2 separate regions of the Homo sapiens genome follow, and region 2 is linked to region 1. Evidence: chromatin loops called from intact Hi-C (ENCODE). Cell type or tissue: dorsolateral prefrontal cortex. All regions are shown on one strand. Links, peaks and the distances in the headings refer to the core of each region. The heading gives the core; the rest is flanking DNA. Region 1 overlaps LOC107987011 (a long non-coding RNA gene). Region 2 holds the start of LOC124902232 (a long non-coding RNA gene).

Evidence for each region. A loop is a pair of places that touch in the nucleus more often than their neighbours do. Peaks named below come from ENCODE experiments on the same cell type or tissue, not always from the same donor. Only the 100,000 strongest peaks of a DNase experiment are listed, where the experiment ranks them.
Region 2: a loop joins it to region 1, with 4 times the contacts of the local background. A loop is called at or near these places in 1 of 110 quality-filtered maps.

What each region holds. Positions count from the first base shown.
Region 1 is chr9:99,409,902-99,420,310 of GRCh38, forward strand. All of the region lies in intron 2 of LOC107987011 (a long non-coding RNA gene), which reads right to left. Among named protein-coding and RNA genes, the nearest start is that of NAMA, 40 kb to the left of the region's middle. RefSeq lists an enhancer at 9,159-10,358. In dorsolateral prefrontal cortex, for the core only: no CTCF peak of the experiment used is centred there; no DNase peak of the experiment used is centred there.
Region 2 is chr9:99,351,085-99,361,493 of GRCh38, forward strand. NAMA (non-protein coding RNA, associated with MAP kinase pathway and growth arrest) reads right to left here. Exons shown (of 6, transcript NR_102271.1): 6 at 4,256-4,518. LOC124902232 (a long non-coding RNA gene) reads left to right here and starts at 8,248. Exons shown (of 3, transcript XR_007061692.1): 1 at 8,248-8,553; 2 at 10,287-10,409. In dorsolateral prefrontal cortex, for the core only: no CTCF peak of the experiment used is centred there; a DNase peak (open chromatin) is centred at 5,671; H3K27me3 peaks cover 1,185 bases.

The DNA of each region.
Region 1 (10,409 bases), core at 949-8,948:
ATCTAGTTGTTTAAAAGACTGTGGCACCTTTCCCTCTGTCTCTTGCTCCCACTCTCGCCATCTGATATGCCTTCTCCTCCTTCACCTTCTGCCATGATTGGGAATTTCCGGAAGCCCTCACCAGAAGCAGATGCGGGTGCCATGCCGCCTGTACAGCCCGCATAGCTATGAGCCCCAATAAACCACTTTTCCTTATAAATTACCCAGTCTCTGGTATTCTTTTATAGCAATGCAAGAATGGCCTAATGCAGCCACCATCTGTGGCCCTCACCTAGGTATATCAGCAGCTGGACCACTCTGCAGAAATGCTTCAATAGTTGCCTCGACCAAGGAGAGTTAAAGTCCTGCTGGTCTGAAACCTCATACCACCAAGGAATAAAAATCTACATCTTTGAAAGCAGCACAGTTTTGGCCCAATCATTTCATGAATGCTGGGCAGCTGGACCAGAAAGGCAGAGGAGCTAGGTGCGGAGGCAGCTGGACACCATGTCTGCCCTCCAGTCTGCCAAAGACTCACAGAGCCTTGGATTTGAAATGGAACTCTACGTTAGTCAAAAGATCTTTAAGTTGCAGGTGACAGAAACCCAACTCAGACTGATGTACCTGCATAAGAAAAGGAATCTATTGGCTCACAAGACTGTAAAATTCAAAGTATTTGCTTTCGGGGTGGCTGTGTTCAGAGCCCAGACAATGTCCCACAGGCTCAGTTTTATCCTTTGCCTCTCTCAGTTCTACTTGCTCCTGTGTGGGCTCTGTTCTCAGGTGAGTTCTCTCTTTTCAAAGACAAGATGGTCACCAGCTTCAGATACCCCTGCAGGAAGTCAGCATCTTTTTTTTTTTCCAATGGAATTATCAAAACTCCAGAGTTTCATGCCATTGAAATAACATGGGTCCCACACCTGAATCTATACCTGTGGCCAGGAGGTGATATTGCACAAACTGAGAGTAGGGGAAGGAAAATTGTAGTGTGGATGGGGAATGGGCAGAATGGTATGACAGATGTCCTTTAAAGATGCCAAAGTCATCTAGTGTGACAGGCCCCAACCCACATGCCAAAATGTATTCCGTGATGCCTTCCCCAACCAACAGCCTGACAACGGTTTAGCAGTTCCTTCTGCCCACCTCTGATTTTGTATAGACAAAATACGCAAAAGTCACTCCTAGTGTGAACCTGCTCAGACAGAGTATGACTCTGTTATCTTGGTACCCTTACAACCTAGCATGGAACTTTGACAGAGAAAATTATTAGAGTTATGTTGAACCACAGGACTTCCAAGAACCACCAAGTTAAGTAGGAAAGGGATCACAGAGGCTGGTAGGATGAGCTCTGAAGCTGGGCCAGATCTCTGGTGTCAAGTTTCAGATCTGCTCCTGAGTCACTGTGACCCTCAGACAAACAACTTCTCAGATCTTGGCTTTGTCCACACGATCTTCCCCAACTACCTGTCAGGATTACTCAGAGGTTTGTATTAAAAGACAAGTGAAGCAAGTTATTAAAAGCAAGTTATAATTGTCAAGTAATAGCATTATGTTTCTCACTGATAGAATAACCAAGAGCTATGTTCAGAAAAAATAGCCTTATGAAAAACAGTTTAAAGGTGGAAAAGACATGCGATGGTGGGACAGCCGTGCAGCATGGAAACAAAGTCTGGGGAAGAATGGTTTTAATATCAAATGTGTGCTCTGAAGAAAACAGTAGAGTGGGGGATGTAGGAGAGTAGAAGCATAAGCTAGAAATCCACGGAGCAAAACCAAAGAAGACGGCCATGTTGGAGGGGAACCCCCAGCACAGTTGGCTGCTGAGCTATTACCTAGAGGAGCCTCTGGGTGTGGTCCTTCTGGGCCTGGCCAAGAAGGGAAGGTCTTGGCCATTCTTACCCCTTTCTCATCTGCACAACGAGGGCCCAGAAGAGCCTTGCAGACGGATCATGACCAGATCCAATTTTGTCTGCTGACACCAAGCTGCTCCCTTCCCTGACACTGAAGGCCGTCTGGCTTTCCTCACTGTCATCTTGGGCTGTAAGTAACCCTCTTAAATCACCATTGGACAGAGAAAAGCTAGCAGCCTGCTTTGCAGCTCTCCTTCCATCCAAGCCATTAGTATGTTTAACAGCTCTGGCCCCATGCTGATTTCTGACATGCGGTAATTAATTCCTTTCCACTCAGAGATGTAGCCATTCACAGGTCTTGATTCAAAAATGTTCCTGTTCTGTTCTGTTTGAAAAATACTTAAAATGCTGAGTAGAAAAACCATTTGGCTTTTTGTGAAGGCCCACTAGTCTCTATCCCACCCTTATATGAAACTAAATTCCAGATGTATTAATAATTTAAATATACAATATGAAACCATTTAAATACTCTAAGGGGAAAATTTAAACAACATTTATATAATGTTATTATGGGAAAGGTCTTCCCAAGCATGTCATCAAAGGCAGAAACCGTAAAAATCAAAGTTTATGAATGTATTCATATCGAAAATGTAAACCTCTGTATGGCCTAAATTGATAAAATATAATTGGATTAAATTAAAAGGAAATGAAAAATTTGGGATTCTGTTTACAATGTACAAGGGCTGCTACCTATAATGATAATCATGATGATGATAATAATACTGGTTAATATTTATTTCTATGTACCAGTGTTACTATATGAAGAATATTAACAATTTAAATCACAAAAGAAAAAAATCAATTGGTAAATAAACATGGAAGAGCATATTCTATTTTACTTATAACTGTAGAAAAGCTAATTAAAACAATAATAAAATGCTACTTATGAAATTAGCCAGGGCAATAAAAACATTAATACCCAAATGTTGGTTAGAGTGCAGGGAAATAGCCCTGTTCACACATGGCTGTTGGGAGTCTAAATTAGTACAAACTTTCTGGGGGGGAAATTTGTCAAAAGCAGAAGTATGAATTCATTTCCACATTTAGGAATTTATTTTGGAGAAATAATTAAGGATGTACACAAAGATATAGCTATAAGATGCTATTTTAATAGTGAAGATTGGAATTAATTCAAATGTTTAACAATAGATTTGTAAGGAAGTTGTCATATATCCATATAGAAACATAGTGTGCAAACATTAAGAATTAAGTTGTAGCTGTATATTTATTAACATGGAAAAGGGTTCATAATCTATTGTTAATAAATAAAGACAGACTAAAATGTATGCTCAGCATATAAAATCTCATGTTTTGCAAAATTTCACAGAAAAAATGCCTGGAGAAAACATCCCAAATATTAACAAACATTAGCAAAAAGTTATCTCCTGTTGGTAAAATTAGAAGAGATTTCAATTTGCTTTTGTTTACAGGTATTTTCTATTTTTTCTATAAGGAATGAATATTACCATGTAATAGCCCTTACAGAAATGATTACTCATGATTCATGTAAGGATTAAATAATGTAATAGAAAGTGGTTTAAGGATGCCCCTTGAATGGTAACTGTCATTTCCAAAGAGAGCCCCAGGAAGGAGAAGATGATCAGAAATGTTGGAAAGGATGAACCTAAGAACAAGTGTAACTTGAATAAACTGACTGTATGCAAAGAAATTTGGGTTAGGGGATTCTGAAGAGTGAGCATGGATGGAAAATATGGCCATAGGCCCCCCCATTTGGAGAGTTTGATAGAGTAGAACAAGTTGAGAACATAAACAGAACCAAGAAAGACAGCAGGTCAAAAGTTGATGGTTTTTTCTTTTCTTTTGGAATATTATAAAGTTTTGAGAATGTTTTAAAGTGAAGAGAGTTTGTGCAAACTCATGCAGATGTCTGCAAATGATCAATTTAAACTACATGTTATTAAAACTTCTCCTGGATCCATAGTATGTGATATGTCCCCCAGATTGGCTCCCTGTGTTTCATCTGCAGCTTCTATGGATGATCCCTATCTCTCTGCAAGTTTACACAGCCATGGTAACTGTTAGCTACCCTGGGGCAGTGAGAAATGCAGCAGTCTTGGGCAGGATTCTCAAGCCCATACCTGGAGAAGTCAAGCTAGACATGATCTGAGGACCCTGGTCAATTGGAGGATGTCTTGTTCTTAGGCAAAATATCTTACAGCATTTGTACCATAAGGAGACTTGAAGATGACCAGGCTAACCGCTAGCCAGGGCTAGACTCCCCTCTTCAACTATTCTGTTACTCAGTTGTCTGGCCTTGTTCATGTACCTTCAGTGACAGGGAACTCACTACCCCAATGTGCTAAACACTTCATGTCTAGAATTTCTTTTTCAAATCCATTATAATTTTTTAATAGATTGCTATTCACTGAAGAGAACTTTTTTACTTTTTATGTTCCCTTTCACACATAGCTATTGTGAATATAATTTATTAATTGAGAAACTGCATTTGATAATTCCAGTCTCCAGAGACCCTGTACATCTGTTTCTGTTGTCTGTTGTTTTTGCTGACTCTCTTGCCTAATTTTCTTCTGTGCTTTGTTATCTTTTGTATTGACCAGAAATTGCATTAGAGAGATTACTACCAGCAGTAATTTGAGGCCCGTAATGAAAGTGAGTTCCTCTCCAAAGGATTTGGGTTTGCTTCTACCAGGGATCTTGTTAAAGTACAGATTCTGATACAATTGGTCTGGAGTGGTGCCCAAGAATTTATGTTGCAGATGAGCTCTCTGCTGATGCTGCTGTTGGGGATCTGTGGGCCACACTTTGAGTAGTAAGGGACTAGAAAAAAACTCAGAAGACTGGAACCAGGCTGTGATTCTATGAGGGCTATGCCATTTCTGGTTCTCTCTCATCCTGGGAGTGAAGTCTCTGGGATTCTAGCTTGTTGTGGGAAGGGTTTGCTGGGAGTTGCCTCTCTGCTGTGGGCCTAGGCTTTGATTTTATTTCTGTTCCCCTCATTTCTCAAGGCTGCCAGAAAAAATATTTCTGATTTTGAGAAATCGGCACATGTGTGCTCAGAGCAATAAACTTTCTGTGTTTGCTTACTTTGCTAAGTTTTCGTTTTCCCTTTATTTTTAATTTGGTATTTCTAATATTTCTTTTGTCATCTCTTCAATGGTTTTAAGAAGATTTTTTTTTAAAAATGTATATTTTCCATTGCTTCCAGCAGGAGGATTGATCTAAATAACCTACTTCACTGTTCCCAGAAAAAAGAAGATCTATGCTAAGCACTTCATACACATTAACTCATTTAAGATTCTCAAAATAATAATATTCAAAGAACCTTCTAGCATTCTCTCTTTCTTCTAGGTAAGTCTTCGCATACATCTATAATAATGATTATTTGTTTAGAGACATTTATAGGATTCGCTGCTGTCATTGATGCTTGTTCTTCCTTTAAGGCTCCACTCAGCCTCTGCCATTCTAAAGGTCTTTCCTTGATGTTCTGCCTTGGCTGGGTCCCTTCCTTTGACAGCCTTCTTGTGACCCAGAATTTCAGAATGGAGCAGCTAAAAGCAACCATAAAGTTTCCCTTCTCGTTCTACAAATGAAGCGTTGAAGCCCAGGGAAGAGAAACAACCTGCTCAGGGTCACACAAAGAATTATTGCTGCACCTGAGACTAGAACCCAGCTCCTCCTTACCCAGCCTGACAGCGTTTCCAGGTCACATGCGAATCCTTCGTTATGTTGAGCCAAGCTCGCTTATCTGCAACTTTCGTGCAGTAATTAATCAAGAAATGGCAAGATGTGTGTCTTCTAAATCCGGGAAAAACACCAAAAGAGCTTGGTACAATTTAATGTAATTTATATCTGCCTAGTTCTGAGGATAAAGGTCTCCATCCCCAAACAGCTGAAGGCGGGGGATGCAGTCAACAGACACTACTGAAGGAGGTAACAGTTCACAGGGTTTTATTTTAATTGTCCTCTTCAATTTAATTTCTATCTGTGAGACCTCTGAAATCGAAGGAGCCCCGAAACGCCATAGAATACACCCACTGTCCTCCTGGAAGTCTTCCAGTAAAAACAGCTTCTAATTAAATAAATTAGCTCTGCCATGTTAACTTCACATAGCAGAGTAAGACTTCCAGTGACAAGCTTGTTTGACTGTACTGTCAGTTTATTACTTGTTAAATAATCATTGAGTCTTGCTGTTCCTATCCATCTTACAACCTTTCACTAACTGAACATAGAAGAATTGTAAAATGAATAAACAAACAAACAAACAAACTAATCATCATAAGGAAAAATAATGGCAGTGCTTAGGGAAACATGTCTGAAACCCATTAAGAAAGGAAGCAAAATGACTAATTCAGGAAGTGGGTAGTAACTTATTCAGTTACAAGGTTACAACTCATTCAATATAATTTCTCAAACTCTTAAACTCCTGGCCCCAAACACTGCCCTGACCATGTGTCCTCTTGAGCCCCATCCAACCCCTGCAGACACACATACACATACACACACACACACACACACACACACACACACACAGCCCCACCCACCCTTGTCTCCTCAAAGGTTCCCAGGCATACTCCCGTGCCTCTGTCGTTGGAGCATGCTATTTCCTAGAATGCAACACTGTATGCTTTTTTCCACCTGTCAAAATGCTTTTCAGCCTTCAGGGCCCGACACCAGCTTCCCTGAAGATTTCTCAGGGATGAAGCTGCTACCCCTACTTGTGGGAATCCTCCTCCAGAAAGGCTAGGGAGATCCATCCTCTCTGGAAGGGACTCTGGCACCTGAAGTGTGACCAAAGAATCACATGGATCCCTACCACCATACTTACAAGTTTTTTAGTATCTGTCCCCTGCAATAATGGGACATGCTTATTATACTAAGAAGTTATTTATTGTTTTATCTGAAATTCAAATGTAACTGGGTATCCTGTATTTTACCTGGCAACCCTACTCAAGATGTTTGGCATTGCCTGTGGCAGTGGTTCACACAAGAGAATATTTGCAGGCTCCACTTACTGCCTTAGATGTTACTAGGGCTATGTGCAACTTACTAGACAAAGGTTCACTCACTACTTTGTTTTGTTCCACTTAATAATGCAAGAGAGTGTGAATTATAAGTCAACTTGAACCTCCTTGAATGTGTCTGTATATGACTCTTCAAACTTTTGTAGAAATAACAACAACAACAATAATAGCAATAGTAATACTACTACTGATATCTATATTGCCAGGTACTATGTCAACAGCTTCACAGATACTAACGCTTAGGCCTCATAACAACCTTGTCAGGTAGGTGCCATAATTATCTCTACAATACAGATGAAGAAAATGAGGCACTAGGCACTTTAATAATTTTCCCAGGGGACAGTAGGTGGCTCATGATTGGTGAGTAGCAGAGTTGGGATCTCCTCTGCTGCCTCCTTCATGGCCAATACTAATACGTTACTTGTAGCTTTTCATGGCTAATTGTAACATACCAGTGTTCTGTGACTTTGCAGTTGCAAACAACAGACTACAGGATCAATTCCAAAATTATTACTTTGGAGTCATGACTTTTAATGAGTTGATGCAGATTACTTTTACAGGTCAAACTCCTGATATTCCACATCTCCATGTTCCAGTCAAACTTCTCCATGTCCAGCATCTCATATGGTCTCTGGAAGAGATGAGTAGTTGCTCAAAACATTTGCCTTTCATACCTCCTGCTTTGTGCCATGCTCTGTGATGAATTTCAATGTTGTCCTCCTCTCAGCCATCATTTCTTCTCCAAAAGGAAAATTTCTACTTATCTTTAAGATCTAACACAGATGTCACCTGCCTTGTGAGGGCTCCCCTGCTTTTCCCGAGCTGTATGGGTTCTCCCTCTTTCTCTGCTCCTTCAGGACTTCAGTACTTAGATCATGGCCCAAACCCTGGTCTCTGGATTTTCTAATCAGCACTGTCTGCTGACTCCATTCTACCTCCAGTGATCTGCTTTTCCGGAACTGAGGTTCTCCATCTTGACCAAAAGATTTTGATTCACTAGACTCCAAATCAGCCATGGAGCTTTGTAATATACAAGTAATTGGTCCCCATGGCCCAAAATTCTGATTGAGCAAGTTGGATGTAAGAGCCAGACATTGATATTAAGGAAAGAAATCCACAAGTGGTTCTGAGCCACAGTTCAGAGCCACGGTTCTGAGTAGCAAGGGATATTCCAGATCAGCTTGCTGAAGTCGAGCTGTGTTCTTGGTACCTGGTAAGACACATTTCTCTCTACTGGCCATGCCCTTACATTCTGAGGGTGAGTATAACTGACAGTCTAAAAAATATTTTGGGGAGGCCAGGCACAGTGGCTCATGCCTGTAATCCCAGAACTTTGGGAAGCTGAGGCAGGAGCATCACTCGAGCTCAGGAGTTTGAGACCAGCCTGGGTAACATAGCAAGACCCAGTCTCTACAAAATAAATTTTTAAAAATTAACTGGGCATGGTGGTGTACACCTGTCGTCCCAGCTACTCAGGAGGCTGAGGCAGGAGGATTGCTGGAGCCCAGGAGTTCGAGGCTGCAGAGAACCATAATTGCTCCACTGCATTCCAGCCTGGGCAACAGAGAAGGACCTTGTCTCAAAAATAAATAAAAAGAGTTTTAGGGGGAGAATCCTTAAGGTCCCTTCCAAGTCCAACCTTCTGTTATCCTAATGAGATTTTCTGACATGAAATTCAATGTCACTTCCCCAAAGCAGTGCCACTAACTACAGTGAGAGCAAGGAAAGGTAAAGATGTTTGTTTCAGGTAACAGTAGAATTTGTTTAGAAGAGAAAGACTTCTGAATTGGTTAGTATTATCTCAGGTGGGGAAACTGAGGCTCAGAAAACTGTAGGAAGCTTCCCACGTTTCTGGTTTTTCTGCCGCAGCCCCACTTGTGTCTTCAAAAACCTTGTTCGCAGTCCCCCTGCCACCAGGTCCCCACTGGGGATATTTGGAAGTGAAGAGAAGGACCCCCAGTTTATATCAAAGCAAAGAAACCATACCCTGGCCATCCAACCAAAATTTAATTTTAAATGAAATCTAGCCTCATAGAAGACACCCCCCAACACACACAAAATATCACACAATTTAACAAAACTCCGAATCACTGTAAAGCAGCTGCATTTAAAAAAAAAATTAAAATTGAATTCTCAGGCATAATCCAGAGATAAAAGTCAAAAAAGCCAGTATGCAATGATTGAGTATGCACGACCACAACCCTTAATCTCTGCCATCCTCCGCAGTGTAAACAAATCTGCTGATTGTTGATGATATTGCTGAAAACATCACTAATCAAACCTTAAATACCAAATATATTTAAGCAAATAACACTCCAGTTACAGTCATTCTAGCTCATCATGAAGGAAATCCAAATCGGAGACCAGTTTGAAAATGGCCAGAGCTATACTGTAGCTTCGCATTAATTGACCAACATCCTAGAGGCAGTGCTTTCTCTTAAGTACAGAAGGCCTGAAATACAAAAGGAAATAAGGAAGAAGTCCAGGAGGCAAACGCTAATGCAATTTCAAACTGGAATTACATCAGCAGCTTTAAACAGATGGCAGAATGGGAATAAATGTGTTAGCTCCTTTCTCTTACTTAGGCTTTCATTGTTTATATCATTAAAAATAAGGAGAGTTTAAAATAACATATATCGTCATGTAGCACCTCACAGAGCTATGCAAAACTAGTTTGAAGAAAAGATTGAATTTGGTCATACTCCTGGATGTTTTGAAAACAACTGGGTGAATTTAATTAAGTAACCAGCTGGCTATTTACAAAAATTGTAAAGGCAACACTGATTATGGCTGAGCTGGGTATAGAAAACTGGATAATCCAAATTTGGTTTCAGAACATTCTCCTGTTGATGAGAAGGCTTGGGTGGGTTATAGAATGTCAGCCTCCATCTTTCAGTGAAGCTAATTGATTATCTAGTCCAAGGATGGCAAATAAATGCCATGGATGTCACCACTCTCTGCTCCTAGTGTCACCAACATCACTAACTTATTAGGGTAAGCTTCTATCTGAGATTTAACCTTAGAATTCTTCTGAGGATACCTCCAGCTTTTTCATGACAGACTGGATATATGGAAACCTGTTTGCCCTCCCTAATCTAGTCCAATTCATTCATTTTTCAGAACAGGGCACTGTCACTTATAAAATACATTGCATTTCACCTTGTTCCTTCTTGAATCACTTGCTTTGCGGGAAGCCAGTGCCATGTTGTGACACTCAGTCCCAAAGAAAAGTCCATGTATCATGGAACTGAGGCTTCTTGCCACCAACCAGCACTGATTTGTCATCCATGTGGGTCAGCCACTTTGAAAGCAGATCTTCCAGCCCAAGACAAGCCTTCAGATGACAGCAGCTCCCGCCGATATCTTGACAGTGACCCCATGAGAGACCTTGAACCAAAGCCACCCAGCTAGGCTTCGCCTGAGTACTTGATCTATAAACACTGGGGTAATCAATGTTTGTTGTTGTTTTAAATACTAAGTTCTGGAGCAAGTTGTTACATAACATTAGATACCAGCT
Region 2 (10,409 bases), core at 1,546-9,545, 58 kb before region 1:
GCATATGTGGTTGGCGTTCAGCTTGGAGATTAGTTTGTTTTCCATATGCTGCAAGTGAGTCCTGGCACAACAGTTTGTCTTCTTGACTCTCTGGAACTTTGGGAAAGCAGGACACATGAGAGAGTGAGCATTAGATGGACCCAACTTGGCAGGTCAACAGAGGATGGTTCCAGTCTGTCTTCAGCTGCTGAGGAAGAGACCCAGCTTCCATCTAGGCTCCTACAGCTCTTACAGCTGGGACCAAGTGAAATAAAAAGAAACAAGGGATAATTGTTGAGAGATTTTACGTACTTTGAGATTTTTCTCTCTGTGGCAAAGGAGGTATATTTAATGTTTCTGTGGACTGATAAAAATAGGAGAGGATAGGCAATGATAACTTAATAGGGTGGTGGCAAATTGGGGTGTTGCGGTTACAATCATAGTCCATTGCTCTTGGATGTTCATTATGTAGTCTTTGGCTTGTTAGCCACATGGTTAATATGAGAGAACGTGACTTTTTAGCTAAGTGTAGACAGTGTACGGCAGCATGAAAGAGACATTCATAAAGACCTTGGGTGTGTGGACCTCCCATCTCGATGATCCCATGTGGGACCGAGTGGCAACAGTGGAAAGGACTAAGAAACAGTGTTGCCAAGATACTACTAGGGCTATCCTGGTAATTCATGATTTTGTCACTTTAGAGTGACAGCTGTGCCCCTGGTGGGCCTGGTCTTTGAGCCCATTGGAATAACTGGAGAGGAACAGAAAGGTTGGCCTCCAGAGGGTGCACTAGGCACTGCCGCTGGTGGAGATCAAGTCAAGGTCCTGCTTGGATTACTGTTCTCCCTGATGGAAGCAGGTTGAGAAGTTCTGGTGCCTGAGTACCAGGCGCTACTTAGATCTTCCTCCTCGTGCATAATCTCTTTTGGGAATCCCAGTCCGGGATTTCGTCTCATCTCCCATGCAGCCACTATTTGGCCTCCAAAGGCCAGTGGGACTGAAGAGTGGCACAGGCGGGTGCATGGGCAAGAGTGGCACAGGCGGATGCATGGGCGGTTGCCTTCGTTGCAGCCTAAGCTTGAGGGAGTGGCTTGCCTTCTCTGGCCCAGAGTTAGGGTGTAGCTTGAAGAAAGGGTACTCTAGAGGCCAGTTAACCACTTTCTGGCCAAAGATTCAAGCCAGGGACCAAATGGAATTCCAGACTGACATCAGTCAGCCCAAATGACTAGGCCACTTGATTAGGATTTGGAACCATGAAAAGTAATGAAGACAGTGGGCATCTTCCTGCCTTTGGTCACCCTGCTACAGGGCCACAGCAAGCAGCTACACGAGATCCAGAGGTTTCCAACCTGGCTTCTTACGGACAAAACTATTCAGGATCATCCGTATACAGATGAGGTCAGATGGCTTAGAAGTGGCAGAACCGGGATTGAAACTTTGCTCCAACTCTTCTTTGCAATGCACCAGTGGTCTGAGAGTCAGGAGGGATACCCAGGAAAGCTCTCCCTTTGGGTCTTGATTTCTGCATCTGAAAAATGCCTGACTTACACCAGGCCTTCTTCAAATTTGACATTTAGTGATTTGTTACGGTATCACGGCTCCTAATATTTGATTGAGGGTCTTGGCATTTTGATCTTCCTTTAAACAAATGCAGTCAAATCAGGAATTCAAGTCTGTAGCCAATGAACTTTCCGCCCCCGTTATGAGAAACTATCCCCAGAATCCCAAAGAAATCAAGGTCCAGGACTCACCCCAGGGGAGGATTCTGCATACACATAACTTACTTTGCCTTAAAAATACAAAACCTTGTGACGTCCTTCCCTCCCTCCACCTCACCCCCTTAAAGTCAATGACTTTCAACATCTTTCCCTTTCCAAGTCCTCGCAGAATTTTAGGCAAATTAAAGCAGGAACATTTGATCTTCTTCCCAGATGTTTTGATCACAGAAGGGCCACATATGTGCACACATTCCTGGATATTTTTAGATCTTTACAGGATCCAATGCTCTAACTGCTTTTTCACTCTGCGCTTTGTGACCACTGCTGGAGACACTCTGCCAAGGCAGCAGAGGCAGAGGCTGGTGGAAGAGGCTGGCACGGGGGAGGCTTCCAAAGCAGCCCCACTCAGTGATGCTCAGGGAGATAGCTGCCTGGAGCCATTCTTGGAGCCTGCAAAACTTTAGGCCCTGGAGCCTCTCTAGCCACCAAGAGGAAACAAACCACCACCATTTAAAAAATATGGGTTACACACATACTTTCTGGGAGAATTCTGTTTGCCAGTTCTTTAAACACACACACAAAGGCCTCAGTAGAGAGGTAGCAAGGCACAGTAGAGAAAATATTGAACAAAAAGTCAGCAGATGTGCCTCTGGCTGGCTACGTGATAAGTTACCTTTCTCTACTAGGCCTCAGTTTTTCCATGCAAAATGGGATGCATCATACTTGTAGCACAGGGATCTGAAAACTATGCCTGCCAACTGGCTGCCTGTTCTTGTGACTAACGTTGTATTGGGACACAGCCTTGCTCATTTGTTTATGTATCGCCTGTGGCTGAGCTGCAAGGGCAAAGTTGACTAGTTGCAACAGAAACCATGCAGCCAACAAATCTAAAAAAATCCTGGCCAATTAAGAAAAAATTTCCTGGCCCGTGATGTGGCAGATGTGGTACCTGATATGCCAAAAGAGCCCTACTCCCAGAGACTGGCCCTCCTTTCTCTTGGGGGAGGGGAGGTAGAAGTCGATGTGGGAAAATCCTAAAATGGGTTTCTTACTGATTCCCAGAGGTCTCCAATAGTGTTGCACCCACAACAGTACATTGGCACCCCCACGCTCTCAGCTTTCCCTATCTTCTCTGTTTCCTCTACCAGTGCTTCCTGGAGTCTCTTCCTCCACAAAGCCTCTTGCATTCAAATTTTTGACTCAGGATCTGCTTCTAGGGGTTCCCAGACTAAGACAGGATGTAACTCTGGTGCACTTTCTTCTTCTCCCTTGGCTGGTTCCCACTGGCACGAAGCTGCCCATTGACTTCTGGGCTTAGGTGAAATGCCAGAACACCTAAGGGATGTGTGTCCCTGAATGGCCACCATGGTGCTGGACAACACGCCCCAGAAGTGGAGGGGACATTGCTCTCCATGAAGTCAATCTTGATCATGGGAGGGAAGCTGTCAGACAAGCATCCTCTGCTTTTTCCCTCCTTGGGCTTCTGGGAAGTGTGCTTTCTCTTTGTAAGCCTTCCAGGGAATTCTGGGCACTGAGCAAGCACTTCTGTCAAGAGACCTACTGTGTCTCTTTGGCAATTTTTTTTGTGTAGTGGAAACTTGCACAATAACCTCCAAATCTTCCTGTCTTCCTTCCTAATTTTTTCCTCACCCTGAGAACCCTAGGTTTGCACCTCTCAAATAAAGTCCCAGCATTGTAATTCTTGCCTTAGGCTCTTATTACTAGAGGACCTGGGCTAAGGCATGGCCTTGGTTTAGATATCTCTAAAGACTCTTTCTGCTGTGACATAATAGACTGGTACAAAATTCCATACTTCCAATACCTAAGGATAAAAAAATTTATGTATATATACTGTACTGGAAATAAAACACCATTTAATTCCTGCAGAGATTAGTTTCTGAGGTATGCCAGGGGTCTTGCTTGTTATAATTCCAATTGGACCAAGAGAGAAAGTTATAATAATTATTAATAATGTTTATTATGTTTTATATGCTAGGCCTTGGGTTAAGTACTTTAAAGGCATTTAGTGTTTGATCTTCACTCTAACCTTACTGGGTTCTTTTATCCTCATTTTACACAAGAGGAAGATGAAGTTCAGCGAGGATAAGCCACTTATCCTAAATTGCACAGTAAATGGCCAAGCCAGAAAATGAAACTAGGTCTGATGGATTCCAAAGACCATGTTCATAATTTTCAAAACTCTGTCTTTGAATATATGTTTTACCAATGAAAATATATGAATGGCAAATAAGCACAGGAAAAGATGCTCAACATCCTCAGTCACTAGGAAAATACAAATTAAAATCATGGTAAGATACCACTACATACCCACTAAAATGGCTAGAATTAAAAAGACTGACCAAACCTAGTGCTGGTGAAGATATAGAGGAACCGGAACTCTTGTACACTGCTGATGGGAGTGTAAAATGGTACAATGATTTTGGAAAACAGTGGTAGTTTCTTAAAAAGTTAAACATAAATTGATCATATGACCCAGCCATTCAACTACCAGGTATTTAACCAAAGAAAAATAAAAACATATGTCTACACAAAGATTTGTATGCAAATGTTCATGACAACTTTATTTGTAATAGCCAAAAACTAGAAACCCTCCAAATGTTCATGGGCAGCAGGTGGAGGAACAAATTGTGGTACACCCGTCTTCTTTTGATGACCCAATTGATTTCACATCACCTTCTGTACTTTCTCCAGTTCCCCAAGTATCTTCTGCCATTGAGGCCAGATCTGCCCATCTATACACTATCAGGAGAAACTGGAGGCTTCTATTTTTCATGTTCACCCTGTTGAGAGAACCCACAGTCTGGTGGGAGAGACAGATACACAAGTCAGCCATCCCAGCAGCTGTCTTGTGTGATGTTCTATGAAAGAGAGGCTGTGTGCTACCCCAGGAACAAGGAAGATGCAGGATAGCAATGAAAGAAGGCTTCTCAAATATGCCACAGCTGGATGCAGAACAGGGAATGGGGAGTGAGTATCTGTCAGACAGAAGTGGAAGGAGAGCATTCCAGACAGGGTATGGAATCTCCTTCCTCAAGGGCAAGGACTTTGGAGTATCTGGGATGTTGATGGTCTGGTGTGACCAAAACTCAGTGGGAGATGAGGCTGAAGGGTAAGCCAGGGCTTGATCATGGAAGGAAGTCTTAGTGTGTGTGCCGAAGGGTATGGGCTCAAATTTGAGGGCACTAAACAGGCACGGAAGGTTCCAAGCCTGGAACTCACAGCTGCAGCTCACTCTGGTGGGTTTATTCATGGGGCCCTGCTCAAATCTTCCCTAGCAAAGCTGCTTTCTCTCTAGATCGGGGTTTCTCAACAGCAACACTATCATTTGAGGCTGGATTATTCTTTGTTGGGGGTGGGGGCTGTTCTGTGCATCAGAGGCTGTTCAGCAACAGCATCCTTAGCCTCTATTCACTAGATTCTGGTAGCACTTCCCCAGTTTCCACAACCAACAACGTCTTCAAACATTACCAGAAGTCCCCTGGGTGGCAAAATAGCTCCTGATTGAGAATCCCTGATTTGTTTTTCTTTTTTGTGAATATGTACACAGATGACTCCTCCTGTATTTGTCCTCTTCCCTCTCCCCAAGGCCTGGCAATGTCCTGCTTCCAGCCTTTCCATGAGGGACACTGGATGCTGCCATTGGCTCCCTGCATTGCCTTATTTCAGCACCTGTGGCTCATGCTCGTGGAGCTGGGGCTGGTTGTGGGGAAGCAGCTGCCAATAGCTCTGTCTACCTCTGGATCGGGTCAGTAAGGCACCTCATCTCCTGCAGGGCACACCATGTAGTGTCCAGGAGCTTCCCGGTTGGATTCCCACCCCAAGGTCAGCTGGGAACAGAACTGTCCAAGCCTGTTGGCCCTGTACCCTCTGTCCGTCAGTCTCACTGTCTGCTACGCTGCAGTCTGGAGGGAAGCATCAGCTCAGGAAGCCTGCCAGGGAGAGGGCAGCAGGCCGGGGACAGAGGGCAGGTGGTGGTAGCTGGAGACCATGTGACTCCTGGAGGCTGTGTGTGTCACAGGGCAGAGCTGGCCACTGGCTCTTCCCTTGGCTCAGCCTGAGAAGCCTTCACATGACATCTCTGTGGGAGCCTTCATGTTGTGGGCAGAGGAGAGGGAGGTGGGAGGGAAGAGGGAAGTGTTTTTAGGATCCAAGCTAGAAATACAAAATACATTTGTGAATCACAAGCTGATCCTCATCACATGACCACAATAGCTTTGCCAATGCAGAAATCAGGCTTCGGACACACATACGAAAAAATCTATCCTGCCCCTGCTATGTCTGGGCTGTGGTGGCCAAGAGAGTAAGAGAGTAAGAAAGTGGGGCACTGGAATTGGAGCAGGAGGCCAGGGAGCCAGCTATGCAGCCGGTCTCCATGTCCCAAAGCGTCACCAAAACCAGAACACAAAACCAGCCCCCATTCCAGCATTTTCTACATGCTTATTCATATGGTAATCTCATAACAGCCACATTTCCCAGTGGAAAACCGAGGCCCAGAGTGATTCCTCCATGTTCCATTTTCTTCCTTCCTTAGAGTTTCCAGGGTTCAATCTATATATATAATATTTTATTTTATTAATAAATATTAATAAAATTAATATATAATATATATAATAAAATTTATTAATAAAATTAATATATAATATAATATATAAAATATAATAACAATTGATATATATATAATATAAAATTTATATATATATAAATTTTTTTTTTACTTGTGCCATCAGCTCACTCTATCTCTCTGTGTCCCCAAACTGCATAGGGCAGGTCCTTCCTGCTGAAGGGATGTGGCGAGGATCCTGAAATTATCCCCACTCCATAAGAGAGAACTCCAGGCAGGCTGGGGCTCAAAGTCCCAAGTCTAAGAGGTTAGAAGTGCATGGGACTCTGAGTCAGGCTAGTCTAAACGGCTGCCAGGGTAAGAATGGGCCTGGCAAGCCTCTGAAAGCCCTGGAGCCTCCTTCCCCTCAGCAATGAGAGGAAAACCCCGAGGGTTCCACCAGCAGCCCCACCTCACCACCCACAGCGGGCCAAGAGCTTTATTTAGCTGAACTGAAATCTCACAGACCTGGAACATGACTCCTAAGCTGGTGTCCTTGCTGCCTAAGAGGACAAAAGCTCGTGAGTGGGCTTGGCCCCTCTGGGAAGACAGCCACCTGCCTCGTGCTTGCTGATTGTCTCACCTCGAGGGCTCTTACTTTTAAAATAACATTTAATATATTTAATCTCATTACTTAAGCAAGATCTATTCAGTGTAGAATATTTGGGAAATCCAGAAAAGTATCAACAAGGAAATTAAGTTTACCATAATCTTACCAATTAGAGACAAGCACTGTTAGAGTATTAATAGTTTTCTCCTTGATTCTTGAGTCATGGATATGTGTATAGTTCCAAAAAGCAAAACCAGAATTATGTTTTATATACATTTAAAAAGATAATGAGTTCTAACATACTATAGTAAAAGGCACAGTTCTCAAGTGTGCAGCTCAGTACATTTTCAATTTGTTACACCCTTGAGAACGTCACTCAGATCACAATATAGAGCATTGCCAGACCCCAGAGAGCCCACCCTGCCCTTCCTCAGTCAATAGCTACACGCCACCTCCAAGAAGTCATCAGTCTTGTGACTTCCATTGTTGTAGATTACATCTGCCTATTCCCGAGCATTGCACACATGGATTCATACACTATGTCCTTTTGTGTCTGGCTTCACTCACCCAATCTGTAGCATCTGCCACAAGCCTGGCCTCGAAAAAGCATGCCACATTGGCACGTTAAATGTATATGAGGTGCATGCTGAGGATTGAATGAATGAGTGAGTGAATGAATGAATGAGAGAATAGGCTTTAGCTGAGGTGTGGTCTCCCAACAGGATCCTGTGTTTTTAGTAACTATAATACCTGGTAGGCCACGGGGAAAGGGAGAGCAGGCAGGTGGCTGGTGGAATAGTCTGGGTGAGAAGAGGCGGCAACCCGAACTAGAAGGACGGTGGTGGGGACAGTGAGGAGGGAGCAGGTTGTACATGCCTGTCCCATCTGCCTGGCACTCATGAGCCCCATGAGAAGCAGGACAGATGTATTTTTAGAAATCCCCTCATACAGAGTAGCCACTCGACACTGTGTGGCTGCCTCACTGCCACAGAGTCCCAGGGACCAATGCCGAGCCCCCACAGGGGTCAAGCTTCTGGGCTGTGAGCTCACAACCCCCTACCGCCCTGCTGAGCAGGCAAGAATCATGCTCAGGTGATGAACAAGCACAAGGCAAGAGGACCCAGATGACCCTGGAGAGCATCCCACTGGAAAACGCAAGCACGTGGCTCATGGAGAAATGGGTGCTGTTGCCCTGCACCCCCAAAAAGAGATTCTTACTCCCTAGGATCAGAGGCATGGCATGGCTCCAAGCCAGGGTAGCCCCTGTACAGTTTAAAGGTGCCAGGGTTGGAAAGGACCCCTCTTCTGCCCTCACCCCGCCCAGTGCTTGAGCTCCCTTTGACATTCTTTTCAACACGGGCTCAGCTTTCATGCCTCCTTTTCCCTTTACTCCATAATCAGCACCCTAGACTTAGCCACCACTATCTCTCGCCTGCTCTGTCTTGCCACCTTCTTTCTCCGTCTGCTCCTGCTCCCTCTTATCCTCTTATCTGTCTCACCCTGCAGCCGGGAGTCGTTGCTCGCCATAGATGTAGCTTGTGACAAAGTGGCTGGACCCTGCCAGAGAAGGAGCAATGTTATTGGAGAGGGACGGAGCCAGAGCAGCAGGAGAGAGCCGCTGGGCCATGCCGGTGGGAGGAGGAGCCACGGAAAGGACAGTGCCCCGGGAGCCACCAGCAGCAAGGGTAAGATGTTTAATGGAGGGACAGGGCAGGCAGTGCTTGGATGGCACAGGTAGGTCTGGTACCAGGCAGGATTTTATTGTTTGATGAAGATTCATTGCCCTTGATTCTTCTCCTTGGGCTTGTACTTAATGATGGTGAGAGATGAGGAGGATGAAGGGGAGGTGCATACTCTTTTTCCTGAATGACAAAGCTGGGAGCTGGCGATGGCTTTGGGAATATGGGAAGTCAGTTTTCAGAAAGCTATTGGAGTAAAAGATTGTCATGTTATAAACTTCTAAACCACAGATGAACAGGCTTGAACAAACTGTTAGAACACCTAGTGTTGATTATTGAGAGTGTTTCTGCAGTGTGTGACTTGGCATGGTTCATTCGTGCTGTCCCTGAGAACAGTGACATTTCAGATTAGCAGTATTTTGGGGTTCCACTTGAAAAGAGCCCACCCCTCAGCTGACTGGTGCTGTCCTCTGCTGGGTGATTTAATGGTCAGGCATGCTTGGTGGAGAGGAAGCAGCATCACGGCAAGGCACCTGTACCCATCTGCCAGTTTGGATGAAGTGCCAAATCACAGGGTCAGTAATGCTTCTTGGCCAGAAAACATGAGCTGAGCAGCTGTCCCTGCCTGCTATCCATGAGAGGTCCTCTTACCAATTCAGCCTCAGGGAGGGAGAGAGTCCCCTGTAGTCAGACGGGTATGTGAGTGTCACAGCTAGGGGCAGAGGGAGACCAGGGAACCTGCCCTTAGCCACTCACACAGATATGAATCCAGGAAGCTGAAAGGGAGCTCTTTCAGGCCAGGATGGAGGATACTCCCAGCATCCCCTATGGTCAGATGCATGGGTCCTTGGAGCACTCAGGGACCAGCCTAGGAGAAGAGATGGGAGCTGAACGTGTTATAGTTAAATAATTCCTAGATTGCAGAACATCTCCCAGCTTCATTTTTCTGTTTTGTAAAATGAATATAAATGAGATGAAGGATGCAAAATGCCCATAAACTGAATGGCATTATTTGAGTCTAAGTCATTATTTGCCCTGAAATTTTTGCATTTAACATTTTTGTCAACAATTTGGAGGCAGATACTGGATGCAGGCTTATCAAACATGTACAGAAAATAAAGCTGGGAGGGCTAGCTGAAACACAGCTATAGAGGACTCCAGATTGCAGAATCTGAAAGCTCAACTCTCCCCTGGCTTCCTTCCCCTGGATGCCTTCTCTGTGTGACCCTCAGAAAGCACAGTGCCCCTAACAGAACTCCATTTTTTCGTGGTGTGGCTGCTGCTTCTCTGTAGTGGGCAGAGAGGCCAGGGATACTCCTAAACACCCTACCATGCTCAGGGTTTCTCTGTCTCAGCAGTATTGACGTTGTGGACCAGATCATGGTGTTGTGGGAGCTGTCCACACGGTAGTATGGTAGGATGTTTAGCAGCATTCCTGGCCTCTGCGCTATAGATGTTAGTAGCACTGCTGCTCCTCTCTTTGTGACAAACAAGTGTCCCTGGGGTACAAAACTGTCCCTGGTTAAAACCTCTGCTCTAGATTCATCCTTTGCACTTCCCTGCCTGCATGGTAGCTCCTCTGGTCACGTCAAAGTTCTCATAGTTCCTTAAATAAACAAAACTTTTCCACATCTTTCCCAGAACTTTGCATGCACAGATCCCTTCCCACTCCTGCCTTTGCCACTTCATAAAATCCTGTGTATCCTTGAAAACTCATCCGAAGCATCCCTTCCTTGCAGACGCCACCCCAGATGCTCCCGGACAGCTAGTGCACTCACAGCAAAGTTCTCCTGGAGCCCTGAGTGCATGGATTTAATTTTTCTTTTTGCTTGTGATGGTCTCTCCCACTGGACTATAAGCTT